Linked DNA regions of Homo sapiens: region 1 is linked to region 2. Evidence: chromatin contacts called from ENCODE Hi-C or POLR2A ChIA-PET data. All regions are on one chromosome and are shown on one strand. Each heading gives the region's core, a stretch centred on a gene start or an enhancer-like site at or near the end of the contact. The rest is flanking DNA. Distances are from core to core; before and after follow the strand shown.

Region 1 (6,763 bases), core at 3,468-5,967, 5.3 Mb after region 2:
AGCTCTGTGACTGAGCCCTGCCTGGGAGGCTTAGGCAACCCTCCACCCAGAGTTAATGCTTTGATGGTCTGGGACAGTGCCCGACCTCTGCAAGGAACAGTATGAGGCCAGGAGGGACAATGTGTGTCCTTGAGTGAACACGTGTGCGTGGAGAAGTGCACTTCACAGGTGGACGTGGCAGTAACAGCACTGGACTGGGACTCTGGGGCACTAAATCCTGCTCTAGCATCAATAGTTGTGTCACCCGGGACACTTAACCCTCCTGCACCTCAGTTCCTTGCCCACAAAACTGGGATAACCTTTTCCTAGGGTTACCTTTATAAAGACATTGCAAGTATCAAATGAGACCATGACGGGAAACGTCATAGAGGGTGAAGAAGTGCTGCGGAGCCTAACAGTGAGGATGGGTGTATGGGGGAGAGAGAGCTTGAAACAGAATGCTGTGGGTTTTCTGTAGGGGGAAAGGTTGGTCTGAGCACCTGCTGTCTGGTTTACATCTGTGATGGTGCCTGTGCCTGACCATGTGTGGGCCGAGGAAGGGGCAATCAGGTGTGGCTGCCCAGGACCTATTCTGCTGTGCTGACTCACCCTCATCCCTGATGCCAGGTTTCTCCAAGGCCTACCTCCAACTGACCCACACCACACCAGCTGCTCCCAGCCTCTCCCCTCCTCCCACCTTAACTCTCCTCCCCCCACCTTCTTCTTCTCCGGAAGCTCCTTGTATTTCTTGGACAGAATCTTGGTTAGGTCCAGGTTGCTCATCTCAGGGTGGAGTTTCGCATACTTGGCCCGCTTCTCCATGAAGAAGCGGAAATAAGGGGTCAGGGGCTTCTTTGGGAAGTCTGGGTGTTTCTGGAAGAAGGGACAAGGACACAATGGAGGTCAAATACATCCCTTCTTTGGACCTTTCCTCCCATACCCCTCATGCTCCTCCTCCTAGTAACTCACCTTGAGTTTTTTGCCTTTGTAAGGATTTTTAACATGTTCCTGAGCATCGAGGATCAATTCTGTCAATGTACGGAACTTCCTCACCTGGAGGAAGAGGGGTGGGAGGAAGGGGAAGTTGGGAAAAGGAAAATGCCACACAGTAGTATACCCCCATCTTATAACGGGTCTCTTCTACTCTTTACTAGACTAAATTTACCAAAGAAGAGCAGAGGCCAACAGCCAAATGAAGCAGGCAGCATGACACCCAGGCACTGGCCCATGCCTACCGCAGAGGCCCAGGCAGTCAGTACACACCAAAGGCCAGCAACAAGGGGACTAACTGACCTCAACCTGGTTGTCCATGCTAACACCTCCGTCAATCTCAGCATGCTAGCACCTCCGTCAATCTCAGCACAGCTCAGGCTGTTTGGCTCAAGACCACTCAGATAGAAAGTGGCATAACTTTAAGCCAGTGCTGTCAACCGTGCCACCTCCCAAAATGCAAAGGGGCAGGTAGAGAGCTAACGGGAGACCACATGAATGCCTCTCCTGGTCTCTTTCCTTCCTGTTTACAGCCTGTTTCACTTCCCCCACCACGCTGAGTGGGGGGTATGTGTGTATGTCAGAAAAGGGGGATCAGTTACCTCATTAGAAATCTCCACCCATTTGAGCTTGCACATGTCTCCAGAAAAGTCTTTAAATGCTACTTTTTCCCAGTCCATGTGTGATTCGGTGGTTTTGAACTTGGAGCTGTCATTGGATGGAAGGTTGTTCTTCATGCATTCCAGCAAAGTCAGCATGTCTTCCTGGGACCAACGGTCTGGTAAAGAGTAACAGAGGCCATCATGCCTGGCTCATGCTATCCCCCCGATCTGTTCCCCAGTTCTTGAGTGCTCAACTCTTCCTCCCTAGGGCATCCCAGCCCCTGGTTGCTTCCCATCTGAAGGCACAGACAAGATATGGCTCAGCCCTAAGGAAACTGTGGCCATATTGGATCAGGGCAGGGACTCCAGTCCAGACCATGCTATACCTAGAAAGCCAGGCTCGAACTCAAGTCTGGCTTGCTTCAAGGCTATTATCATTTATACTGTGCCAAGCTGCAACGGGCAGCTATTTGCTGTAAGGGGAAGAGGGGTGGAAATGAAGGTACAGTGATTCAGGGCTTTGTGGGAAACGAGGTAGCTTGTCAGAGAAGGAGGGAAGCAGGGAAGCAATATATCTAAATGTGCTGCCAAGTTCAAGTTCTGAGTGGATATTCTAAATGTGCAACGACTGAGAATGGGGTGTGGACAGTAAGGAAAATCCATGCAGATGTCTCTCCTGCACAGCTGGAAACCAATGTTAGAGACACCCACCACCCCCTAGCCCCTTAAAGCAGATCAAGGGAGAATTTCTGGCAAATAAGAAAAAGGAAACAGAAGCAGAAGCAGGATACAGGGCAGCTCTGAGGCAAGGTAGGCAGGTGCACAGAAACTCTCAGGGCCCTGCTCCAGGGAGAACCCCCAGAATTACAAGCTGTCTTGTCAGCCCAACTACCCAGGGAAGCAAGAACAGGTCTGGAACAGTTATTTTTCAGCCACTGAAATGCAGCCCCAGAGAGCTCTAGGCCACTGTGGATGGGCTGGGAGAATAGCCACCCAAGGCCAGAAGTCAAAAGGGCTCTCCATTTTCATTTGCATCTGGTAACCTGGGCCAGAGATTCTGCAGAATGGGCCACGTGGACCCATAATCCCCTCTCCCCTCAATGTCCCACAAGCATGGCCAGCTGTCCAGCTTCATCCTACTCTCTATCCCCATCTAGACTGGATCACTGCTGAATGAGGCAGAGATCTAGTTGAGTACATATATCCCATGGCTTGGGGCCTAAAACCACCAAAACAGCCCTTTTCTCCACCTGCCTCTACAAAAGCCTCATGGTCTTCCTAAAAAGCCTGAGAAGCCTTCCCCAACCCCTTCCTGACCCTTCCTCTACACTCATCCTTCCTCCCATTCCAGGACACTGGGCTGGGACACACTTCAGGCTGAATGGGAACCCCAGAAGGCAGGCCTCCTCTAACACAGAGGGTGAGGGACAGGGAGAGAGGGGAGGTGAGCCACTCCAGGCCAAATAATTTGGATTCAGCCAAACCCCAAGTGTGGGAGATGCTTGATTCATAAATACTCAAGGCACTTTCTCCCCCAGTTCAGTGTATGCAGACTGAAAAAGCCCTTGAAGAAGGGAGTGAGCCCCGCAGCCACGAGGGAAAGAGGGTTTAAGTTTCAGAGGGCCGGGGGTGGATGCCCCTACCTTGGCCTTTGGGGGCGGCCATTTCCAGGTCTGTGGGGCAGTCGGCTTCTCCGTTCATCCTCCAGCTGTCCAGCCACCTCCTCGGTCGTGCTGGCCGGGCAACCCGGGGTCAAAGCCACCTCACCCTTTGGAAGACATACCAGTTCCCACTCAGGAAGGCTGAGAGGTGAACGACTAACGACTTTCTAACCGCCCAGAGTAGAAGGGGGCAGGTCCACACTCTGAGAGACTCAGCCATGACCTTATTAGACTTAAGGGGTCTATGGGAATGGGAGTGCGCCCCTCCTCTTCCTCGTGACCCCCTCCCCCAGCCCCTGCAGCCCGGCTCCGCGGCGCGCGCCCTCCCCTGGCCACGCGAGGGCCTGCTCCTAGCTCCCGCGTGCAGCGAGCGCCCGCCCTCCGCCCCGCTTCCCAACCCCAGCCAAAAAAAAAAAAAAAGAAAAAATCTCCTCCTCCTCGGAGCGCCCGCCCCGGGGAGGCCCCAGGCTGGAGGGCGGGGGAAGAGGAAGGGCGGGTAAAGGGCGCGCGCGGCCACGGAAGCGGGCACGCGCCCCAGTCTCCTCCTCCCGCCTCCCCCCGGCCGGTTCCCCCCGCCTCCGCAACCCGGCGGGGACCCGGACGCAGCGCAGCCGCCGCCAGCCCCGGAGCGGAGCGGCCGCACCGCCCCCGGGGACCGGATCCGGATTCCCGCCGCTCCCCCCTCCCGGGCTCCCTTCGCCGTCCCCGCCCGCACAGGCGGGCAAGCAGCCGGAGAGAAGCGGCCTAGCCTGCCCCCCGCCCCCGAGCCACCCACCCCGGCCAGAGGCGCCGCCACCGCCCAGCCACCCCGACGCGCACGGAGGAGCCCGGCACAGAGGCGCGACCGCGGCGGGAACCGCCGCCTCCTCCCCCGAGCCTGCGGCCCAGCCCCGCCGGCGCCCCCGCCCCGGCCTCCGGGGAGCCGAGCCAAGGAGAGGGCGGGAGGACGGCGGCCGGGAGGCGGGGGCGCAGCGCTCACCGGCCCCGCCGCCCCCTCCGGCGGCCGGGGAGAACTGCGCCTGCCGGCTCCGAGAAGCGCGGGCTCCTCCGCCAGCGGCCGGGGCTCGGCTCAGGCCTCGCTTCCTGCCTTCCCCTCCCCCGGCTCTCGGCGTCCTCCCAAGTGCCCTGGTCTGCTCGCGCCCGGTCGCCTGCTCGGTGGTCGCTTCGGGTCCCCGCTGGGCGCCCACCGCACCCCGCGGTTCGCTCCCGCCGTCCGGCCCCGACCCCAGCGCGCGTCCTCAGCCGCCTCGGTTACCCGGCGCAGCGCGGCCTCCGGGCTTCCCGCTCCAGCGGCTCCCTCCCTGGCTCTGAGTGGCGGCGCCCTCCCCCGCTCGGCCGGGCACAGCCGCAGCTCCCTCCCGCGGCGGCAGCGGCTCCTCCTCCGGGCGAGGCGGCGGCGCTGGGGCGGCGGCTGCTGCTGCTGTGGCGGCGGCGGCGGCGGCGGCGGCTGTGGCTGCTGCCTGCTGCTCCTCGCGGCGAAAAGCACAAAGCACAGCGCCCTCCGCCTGCAGGCAGCCCGCCCGCCGCCGGCCCCGGCCTCAGCTCGCACACCCCCCGCCGCCGCCGCAGCCTCAGCCGCCGGAGCGGGGAGGAGGAGGGAGAAGGGAGGAGGAGGAGCGGGAGGGGGGGCGGGAGAAGCGGGGCAGCGAGCGCGTCCTTCCCCGTAGAGCGCACACCGACCCCCGGGGAGCGAGCGCCAGCCCGCCCGCCTCGCCGGCTCCGCTCCCTCCCACAGCCTGCCCGGGCGGGCTCCGCGGGGGGCAGCTGGGAGGAGGGGCGGGAGCTGGGGGGACCCGGGCGGCCGAGGCGGAGGGAAGGAAGGAGGGGAGGGGGGTGGTGGTGGTGGTGCTGGCGGCGGCGGCGGCTGCTGCTGCTGCTGCTGCCGCCGCCGGGGAAGGGGGGGGGGGCCGGGGCAGGGAGACACGCAGCCGCCCGGATGGCGGCGGGGCTCGGAGCCTAGGCGGGCGGGCGGGCGCCGAGAGCGACCTCGCCAGACCCGCGGGGGAACTAGCAGGCTTCGCCGGCGAGGGAGGGCCGAGGTGCGGCCGCGGAGAGGGTGCCCGGAGGTGCCCCCGGCGTCCGGGGAGGCTCGGGGGGCGCCCACAGCCCTGCTCCGGAGCTCTCCCCCAAGTTCTCCCAGCTCAGACTAGGGCTTCCAGGCCAGCTCTCTCCCGCCTCCCGGAGCGAGCGGTCCGCGCCCACCCTCATCCCCCGGAGCGTGGCCGCTGGTTTGGGGCGCACGCACGCCGATCGCGGCGTCCAGCTTCGGTGCCTACCTCGCGGTCCTCTCCTTGCCGAACGGCACATACGAAACTTAAAAAAAAACCCGAAAACTAAAACCTCTGCATTAAAAAAAAAAAATCCCCGTTGCTCTTTACACCCCGGAAACGGCAAGGGAACGACGGGCTCCGGCGGAGGGGCCGCTGTGGGAGCCGGTTCAATCCAGCCCGGCATGGTTCTCCAGGCCTGCCCGGGCGCATGAAGATCGGCGCCGCCGCCACTCGTAGCAACCCCTCTCCCCCGAAATCCGCGGCTCCCGGGCTCACTTACCGAGCGTGTGGATGGGAGCGCAGGCCGGGGGCACCTGGGAGCACGGCGGGCCGAACAGTCGAGCCGCAGCTCCGCTGCAGCCGACGCCGGGGCAGCGAGTCGCCAGACAAAGCCCGAGATGGCGAAGCGGAGCGACGGCTAATGGCGAGCCCCACGCGCCGCGCTCCGCCCGCCCCGCTCCGCCCGCCCGCCCGCCCGCCTCGGCGCAGCGCAGCGCCGCTCCGAGCGCTTGCCCGTCAGAGCCGCCTCGGCGCCGCCGCCTCCCGGGCCACCCCGGCCTCGCCTGGCCCCTCCGCCTCCTCCGGGCGGCTCAGCCTCACCCCTTCCCTCCCACTGCTCTAGGGGTTGCACAAAAAAAATTTTTTTTTTTTAAAGAAAAATGGTTTTCGTCTTTTTTTTTTCTTTTTGCAGGGCGGGCATGTTGAGACTTTTGGATATTTCTGCCCCCAGCTCGCACTCACCTGCGGAGCCGCCGGGAGGGCTAGGGGTGGGGGCGCGCGGGGCTGGAGCCGGCGAGCGCGGGTTGAAAGCCAGCCAAGCTCTGCAGCGCCCGACCCGGGCGTGTACGCCGCCGCCAGTCCCCGCAGAGAAATCGTCCTCCTACCCCGCCTCCATCGCTCTGCGTTTCTCTTCCAATCAGCCGGTCGCTTGGTGGCTCCTCCATTCTCCGGCCAAGCCCAGCTGCCTAGAGCGAGCTCCACTCCTCCATCTGTTCGCCGGGGTCCTCGCTCCCCTGCCGGGGCCGGCGAGACGGCGTGAGGCCGGAGGGGGATTTGCAAGGAAACCTGCCTGCTTCCCGCTCCCATTGCTCCATCCCCGCTGCCTCCTGCCTCCTGCTTCTCTCCTGCGTCTTTCCAACTCTCCCCTGTCGCCACTGGTGTGTGTCTGAGTGTGTGCGCGGTTTTTTTTTTTTAATTGCTCTTTGCTTTTGCAACCCTGAAGCAAAAGGGGGGGGGGGTAGTTACAGGGAAAAAAAAAGCG
Region 2 (7,555 bases), core at 269-2,768:
TGACCCTGTCAGGCACGCAGCCAGCAGATACTTGTCCCCATCTTTAGGTTATGAAACTCCATGGCCTTTTATTCTTACTTCAGTGGTTCTTAAAATGTGGTCCCCACACCAGCAGCACCAGAGGCACCTGGAAACTTGGTAGAAATGCAAATTCTCGGGGCCCCCTTACAGAATCAGAAACTAGCAGTGTTTTAACAAGCCCTGCAGGTAATTCTGATGCACGTTCAAATTTGAGAAACACTGTGTTCGTTTATCTCAGTTTGCACTGGGTTATAACTTTACTTTTGTACATTAATAGTCAAGGATGAACACAGCACGTCCATGTCACCATTAATACAGAAAGTTGAAGTTGGAGAAGGGCTGTGTCTATGGGTTTCCCTCGCCTGACCCACCCTCCACCCCCAAAAGGAACGCCAAGTTGAGGCGTTCCCCTGTCTCCCTACCCCCATTGGAAACATCCTGTCCCTCAAACCCGGCACCTCGAACTGTCTGACCCATCTGAGGCTGGCGCCCGTGGCCGCAGAAATCCCTACACCTCTGGCGCGAGTAATGCGGTCGCGCAGCTTTTATACCCACCCCCTCCTCCCGCTGAGCACAAAGTAAAACCGAAAGATTTCTGCTAAGGTTGAAAAATGAGGAAGATACTTTTTCTTTTCTTTTTTTTTTTTTTTTTAGTCAGGACCCAATGTTAAAATGTGAGTCAAGAATGAAAAACAGATGGTTAACAAGGGGAAGGAAAAACCAAGCCATTGAGGGGGCACCCGGATTTGAACCAGGGACCTCTTGATCTGCAGTCAAATGCTCTACCACTGAGCTATACCCCCGCGCCTCTACAGCGCCTGGAGGCGGCTCCTTGGGTGCTAAGCATTGTTGCAGCTGCTACACTGTGAGTAGTGGTGTAACAGAAGGAGAAAGGAATGCTGGAGAAAAAGGGGTCAAGCTGAACGCAGACGGTGCCCGCATCCGGGGAACCCCGGGAAGGTGCACTGCAGGGGCTCGAGAGGGAAGCACTAGCCCGGGCCCGGCAGCGCGCAGGGTCCAAGAGGGAGGGACGGGTTCCGCCCCACAAATGTGGGAAAGGGTGTGGGCCGGAAGAGAGCTAAGAGGGGCAGGGTAGGGGGTCCCCGTTCGGTCCGCAGATTCATGCCGGGTAGAAAGTCCCCGAATGCGGTGAATCAGTTCCAGCGTTCAGGAGGATCCAACCCCACCCTCGACGGGCTTGAGGGGTTAGCCCGCCTCCCGCAGCCCGGGCGCCCCAGATGTGCAGCCTGCTCGCCTCTGCGCCGCCTCCGGCTGGGGAAGGGCCCTGGGCACCGGGCGCAGTCAGCCTGAGAGCGCTGAGGCGCCAGCACCGCGGGCCCCGCCGTCCCCCCAGGAACCCGCCCCCGCGCAGCCCCACGTCGCCCGGAGAGCGCGCCTCGCTGCGCGTGCCCTTGCCCGCGCCCGAGGCGCGTGCCCGCCCCAGTGCAGCCCCTCCTCCCCGCTGTGTTTATTAGGGGAAGGAGGGCGGAGGCGGAGGCCAGTTCCCCAGCTCCAGCCGCCGTCGCTGCTGCCTGTGTAGTTGCAGCCGCGGCCGCCTCCCGCCAGCTCGCCTCGGGGAACAGGACGCGCGTGAGCTCAGGCGTCCCCGCCCCAGCTTTTCTCGGAACCATGAACCCCAACTGCGCCCGGTGCGGCAAGATCGTGTATCCCACGGAGAAGGTGAACTGTCTGGATAAGGTGAGCCCGGGACCGGGAGACGCGTCTTTGCAATCCCCCGCAGTGCTCCGAATCCAGGGAGGAGAGAAGGGCCGGGTCTTTGCCGCCTTATCCCCGCGATCCCAGGAGAATGGAGGGAGGGCGAGCGGGCGGTGTCATGGGGTGTGGGGACACATCCCAGTCTGAAAACCAGGAGATCTGGGGCGAGGCGGGAAGTCCACGCGTAGCGGGCAGCCGCTGCTGGAGAGGGGTGGGCTCTGTGTCCCGGGGTTGGGAGGACGGGAGAGGAGCAGGGAAGTCAGGCGCCGGGGTGTGTTGGGGGAAGGTTAGGGGTGCAGTCCCGCCCCCTACGGCCTGGAGAGTGAGAAGAGACGGCCGCTCCCTCTCCGCTCTGCGCCGAGCGCCAAGTAGGCGGAAGCGCGGGGCGCTGGTGGAGGGGGCGGGGGGGCGGGGCAGAGGCTGGGGGGCCCTGCAAAACCGTCCGCTCCGGCGGGGGTGGCCTGGCTTCCTGGCCTGGCGGGGCGGGGGCTATCAGCCTGCGAGTGTGTGGCATCTGATGCGGGGGGTTTTGGGTAAGGACCCGGGCTCTGCCGCAAGAGCCCCGTTTTTGAACGACCTGCACCCCCTTGGATTCAGTCGTTAAAGGACTCGCAGACCTCCTCCACAGCTTCCCAACCCCCACCTCCAATTAAAAGCCAACTCCCGGTGCTGGGCCGTCCAGCCTGAGCCGGGTGGGGTTGGGTGGCAGAGTAGGGTGGGTGGAGGGTGCTTAGCTGAGATCTCCTGAAATTGTGCTCAGAGCCAGGAGACCGTGTGGAAGAACAAAGAGCTAACTTTTCAAAGCAGGTTTCTCCAATGGAGGGTGGGGTTGGCTGAGTTCTGGGGAAGCCGAGGAAAGGGGGAGGTATTGGGGGGAGGGGAGGGTGGCCTTGTGGAGATTCAGTGTCCCCTGGGGGCCCTGTCTCCCCAATGCTGGACTTGTTCATCTGGTTGCCATTAGACTTTTGGAGGGGGGTTGGAGAGTAGAACTGGGTGTTTCCCGTACAGTTTAGGGTAGGATCCTGTTCTCTTGTAAGCTCCGTAAGATCCTAAGGTAAAACCTGCCCCTCTGCATCCCCTCCCCAGTCTGGAGGGGAGGCCTCTGTGATTTTGTGCCCTTCCTCACCGCGTCTTTCATCCACCACCCAAAGCTGGCTCCAAGTCCAAGTATTCTGTCCTTTCCATCTGAACTGGGAGGGCTGGGAGGACTGGATGGAAGAGAGGTGCAAGGGTGGGAACACTAGATGAAAGAGGGGTATAGAGCCCTGGGGCCAAGTTCATTACTGACCTGGAGCCAGGTTTTGTTCAGGAGAGGATAGTTTATTGGACACCTTATCTCTCCCCTCCCCCTTGGTGTGTGAGCTTCCTCAGTGACCTTTGGCCTCTGAGTCAGCGTGAGGAGGTGGGGTTGGAGGTTCTGAAAGATATTTGAACTTGCTCTTGGGGAGTGTGGGCATATGGGGCCGCTGCTGTGTCACTGTTCCTCCTGGTCCTGGGCTTGACTGGGCAGGAGGAGAGGAGGGGGTATATTGTGGGCACGAGGAAAGTTGTTGATCTCCCCATGACCATGCCAGCCGCTGTTGGGCAGGACTTGAGCTTAGAGCTATCAGATAATGAAGTCTCCCCTTGAGAATGTACCTGTCCTTGCACACTGGGGTTTCGCCCGCCCCTCGTGGCAGAGATTTTGGCCTCTGCATCTTGAGTTCCCTGTGGTCCCCTTCTTCTCCACAGTCATGAATTGGGAAGAGGCAGTGGGCACTTGACCCGTATAAGGAAAAAGCAAAACATGAAGGCAGGATTGCCACTCCAGGAGTTGGGAAACTGGGTCCTTGTTCCAGGTCTGCTCCCACCAGTTTTATGAATGTCTCTAGGCCTCAGTATTCACCATCTGTCAGATGGGTATGATGATGTCATTTCCTTAAAGGTGGGGCAGTGCACTAAAGTCCCTGAGTGCTAAAGAGGGTGCTGTATAGACTATGCCCTCCCTACCTCTCTGGGATGCTCTGTTCAGCTCCACACCACTCCCCTTGGAAAGACCTTCAGTGCCGTGTACCCGAGGGGAGGGGAGCAGGGATGGGCAGGGTGCCCTCCCCAGTTCTCTTACCCTAGCTGGAAGAGGACGTTCAAGTGGGGGTTGCCCAGGGAAGTGGGAGTTGGTGATTCCTTCCTCTTTTTAGAACTCTCCCTATAGGAAGTGGCCCTGGAGAGACCTCGCCCCCTGTACTGAGCAGGAGACCTGAAATATCCAGGTATCAGACCTATTCCTCTCCACCTGCTCCAGGCAGTAAGGATAGGACCAGGAATGGGGAGCCAGTGCCTGGAGGATGCTGGGCTGTGACCAGGGAGGAGGGGAAACCTTCAGTCCCATAGGCAGCTTCAGTCCCATAGTTGCTAACCAACTTCCCAAGGCCTCCCATTTACAGCAAAAGAGTCAAATTAGACTCACCCGTTTCTCTACAATCCCCCATGGTACTCAGCCCACTACGTGGCCCAAAGCACAGGGTGTGTCCTTGGTTTCAGCCTTTTCTCCTCCCTGAGCCTTATCTCCCAAAGGCATAGGTGGGTAAAAACCTTGTCACCTCTGAAGGCCACCCTGCCCCCAACCTGCAGTACCCAGCATGCTTTGCAAGCTGGATAAATATGTATTGCTGATGACAGTGTTTGAGGAAGGAGGTCGAGATTTGCTTCTCCAGAGGACTTCTGGGATTAGAGCTGGGGGAGAAACAGGGTGACCTCATTTGCTCATTCAACAAATATTTATTGAGCACCTACTTTGTGCACCTGCTTTGTATCTAGGGAGCTGTGTTGTCAAGAACCTCGCCACGTCCCTCTTTCCTGGCTTGCTTCCCCAGGTTTCTGAAAACAGGTGGAGGTAGAGGATTGGTCTGCTGCCAGTTCCCCTGGAATCCCCTGTTAGGGTGGGCTCTCTGCCTCTGCTTGTCTCAGCGCTCCCTCCCCACTCGAGGGGGTTGAAGTCCTCACAGCTGTGGTGCCCCGTTTTGCTAGCTGAAGCTTAGAGTACCCCACCATCATCTTGTGACCATCCCTTCATAATAGCTACTAGTTATCACGATATGCTGGGCTCAGTCTTCACAGCAGCCTCACAAAGTAGGTGTATTCGCTCTTGTAAACGATGCACTCCATAAATGGAGGCTCAGGTAGCCCATGTGGCTCATCTCCCTCTCTTAGAGCTGAAATTCACATCCACAGTTCTTTCTGCTCAGCTCTTCTGCCAGTGTGTTTGCAGAAAGTACTTTTATTTATACATATTTATATTTTATTTACATCTCATTTGTGCCAAAAGTAGGTCCCATCCCTTCCTGACCCTATCTGGAGGAATGCTCTGGGCCTGGGGTCTTGTATGGGGGCGTGGGGCCACTGGGAATAATCCTGTCCTCCTCGGAATTTGTGGAGGTGCAGCAAAGATCTATGCCTTTAAGCCAGCGGGTCAGGTGGCCAACCAAGCTAGGCTGGTGCCCCGGCCAGGGTGGGGCTGGCATTGCCTCTGCAGGAGGGAGAAACTGTAACCCTGGGCAACAGGAAGGGAAGAGATGGTCTCATAATCCATCCCTGAGTCATGGCCACCCCAGGTAGCCTGGGTTCAGAGGCCAAGGTGCCAGGCTGCAGGCACAGTGACACGAAGCTTGCCACATCCCCCCCAACCCAGAGCCACAGAGGGACAGGCTGTCCCAAGTGAGGGGTATCCTTGCAGGCTTCTGCCCCTACCAGCCTGTTTACCTTTCTTTAGAGTGGGTTGCAGGTAGGCAAGGGAAGATCAAGATGACCCTGCCTTGGAGCCTCGGATCCAGGCTGAGAGGCCTCTAACAGGCAGCAGAGGTAGGGTCTGTCTGGTTTCTGTGAACAGGGAAGCCATGGACTTTGCAGGCAGCAGGAAGGGGCAGAGGTGCATGCCTCGAGGTGCAGTTTCCTTGAGTCCTGAGGCCCAGGAATGCTTCGCTGAAATCATCTTGCCTGGGGCCTTTAAAAGAGGGGGGCTCTTGCTCTGGGACAGAGCCCATGGGGCAGGGCAGAGGCAGACGGGGTCACTGTGGGGTCCTCTGGACATATTTCCCTGACAGTGTCCTTCCCCAGACCCCATTGAGACAAGGCAGGAGTTCTTTCATCTTAGGGTCCAGGCTTGGCTCACAGCGGTTGTGGAGGGACTGGCCATTTTCTGCCTCCCCTCCCCACAATTTTCCTACCCCAAAAAGGACACAGTGGAAGGAGCTGGTGGGTTTTCTTGAACCTTGGGGCCTTCCTCCAGAGAGGGTAGGGGAGTCGCCTGAAGCTGCTGGAGGTGCCAAGCATTAGGGGTGGAACGGCCTCCTCTCCTGACCTTCCAGCACTCTGGGAGACAGTGGCTGCAGCTCCACTTGACACTTGTGCTTCATAGTAACTGGTTTCCATGTTTCTGCTCAGAGCCCCCTGCAGGGGGACAGGCGACCACCCTCCTCTGCCCCACCCTTGGGTGTCTGGATGAGAGTGTGGGGCCTGTGAGGGAGGTGGGAAGGAGCTACTGATAGAAATAGGTGCCATCCCCTAGAAGAGGGGCTCTGCTTCCTCCGCGTGGCAGCCTGGAGGGGTCTTTGGAACCACTGGGTCCAGTGTTGGCCCTGTGCCCCCTGCCTGCTCAGTACACCCCACCCTCCTTCTCCAAGGGGCTTGGCTCCGGGTGCAGGCCTGGCCATCTGGAGTAGGGGTCTCTCTCCCTTTGTCTCCCCAACGTCAATCAGGAGGCAGCCTTGGAGGTCCGTGGTCCTAGGACAGTGTGTAGCCCTTCGTGTGTGTGTGTGTGTGTGTGTGTGTGTGTGTGAGAAAGTGGGTCATGGTCTGGATTCTGGAGAATGTTTTTCCTGGCAGGCCCCTGTGGGGGTAGGGGGAGGCAGGGGCCCAGGCAGGGGCCTAGGCAGGGGCCTGTGCAGCTAAGTAGGCAGAGGCCAGCAGACTGGGTGGTGACCAGGCTGGGGCACCCTGCCAATGCCTCCCAGTTACTCGGGGAGGGAGTGGGGCTGTCACTTCAGGGGCCTGTGGGGGCAGGGACCAGCCTGTCTTAGTGTCCCTGGTGGGTTCTGTGTGTTGGGGTATGCACCACTTCAGGGGCCTGTGGGGGCAGGGACCAGTCTGTCTTAGTGTCCCGGTGGGTTCTGTCTATTGGGTTATGCACCAGAAGGAGTCTTTAAGTTGCCTCATAGGAGTTTGGGGGCCCTGGGTCACTGGGATAGGCCCAGGTTGGGGAGGGGGCCAAGCTTAGACCCGCCACTTCTTTGCTTCCAGACTTCCGGCTGGCCGTCCTCCCCAAGAGTGGTTCTCCTAGCATTCTGTTTAATATTCCACCATTAGGTTTTTCCTTTGGGTCTTCTTGATAGGGAACCAGTACCCTATTAGAAGGTGATTTCCCCCTGAAATTACCCTGGGGGTCTCTGGTTGAAGTGGGCCATGGTAGGGAGGTTGAATCCCAGATTCTCAGCCTTCTTTCTGCTATCCCCTCCTCCCAGTGTCTCAGAAGCACCTCTCCCTCCGGGGGTTTGGAGACAACATTTTGAAAAGCATCGCCTTGGGGGAATTCCTTGACAAATGGCCAAGAACCAGCTCTGTGGCTGGGCTCCTTCAAAAGTCCCCCTGGGCCTGCCTCCTGGCCTCCTTCTTTTGGAATGGGGAATGTCTCCCTTGACTACTGGGAAATGGGGCAGGGACAGGCCAGCCAGGTCACTCAGGTGGCCTGGATTATTCTGGGGTCCTGGCAGTGGACCCCTGTTTGGTGGTGATCCAGCACATCATCCTGGGCTTCTGGGGGTGAATTTAGATCCTGTTGTCATGG

What was found. A loop is a pair of places that touch in the nucleus more often than their neighbours do. ChIA-PET counts read pairs that join two places held with the same protein, here RNA polymerase II (POLR2A). Pooled maps may share reads with other maps.
Region 1: a pooled map shows a loop between it and region 2 (8-fold over the local background). The contact joins the promoter of UBTF here to the promoter of LASP1 in region 2. A Hi-C loop is called at or near these places in 3 of 50 pooled maps. POLR2A ChIA-PET finds 5 or more read pairs at or near these places in 2 of 52 experiments (B cell and activated B cell).

The regions. Positions count from the first base shown.
Region 1 is chr17:44,214,958-44,221,720 of GRCh38, forward strand. UBTF (upstream binding transcription factor) reads right to left here and starts at 4,718. Exons shown (of 21, transcript NM_014233.4): 1 at 4,488-4,718; 2 at 3,215-3,339; 3 at 1,572-1,747; 4 at 949-1,032; 5 at 697-852. The coding sequence starts at 3,272. The region is part of intron 1 of ATXN7L3-AS1 (ATXN7L3 antisense RNA 1); the gene reads left to right. RefSeq lists silencers at 3,445-3,614, 3,665-4,684, 4,444-4,608, 4,735-5,424, 5,935-6,154.
Region 2 is chr17:38,868,540-38,876,094 of GRCh38, forward strand. LASP1 (LIM and SH3 protein 1) reads left to right here and starts at 1,519. Exons shown (of 7, transcript NM_006148.4): 1 at 1,519-1,719. The coding sequence starts at 1,651. TRC-GCA4-1 (tRNA-Cys (anticodon GCA) 4-1) reads right to left here and starts at 824; the gene lies at 753-824. RefSeq lists enhancers at 1-373, 1-128, 1,619-1,768, 2,781-3,382 and silencers at 1,249-1,558, 2,079-2,178.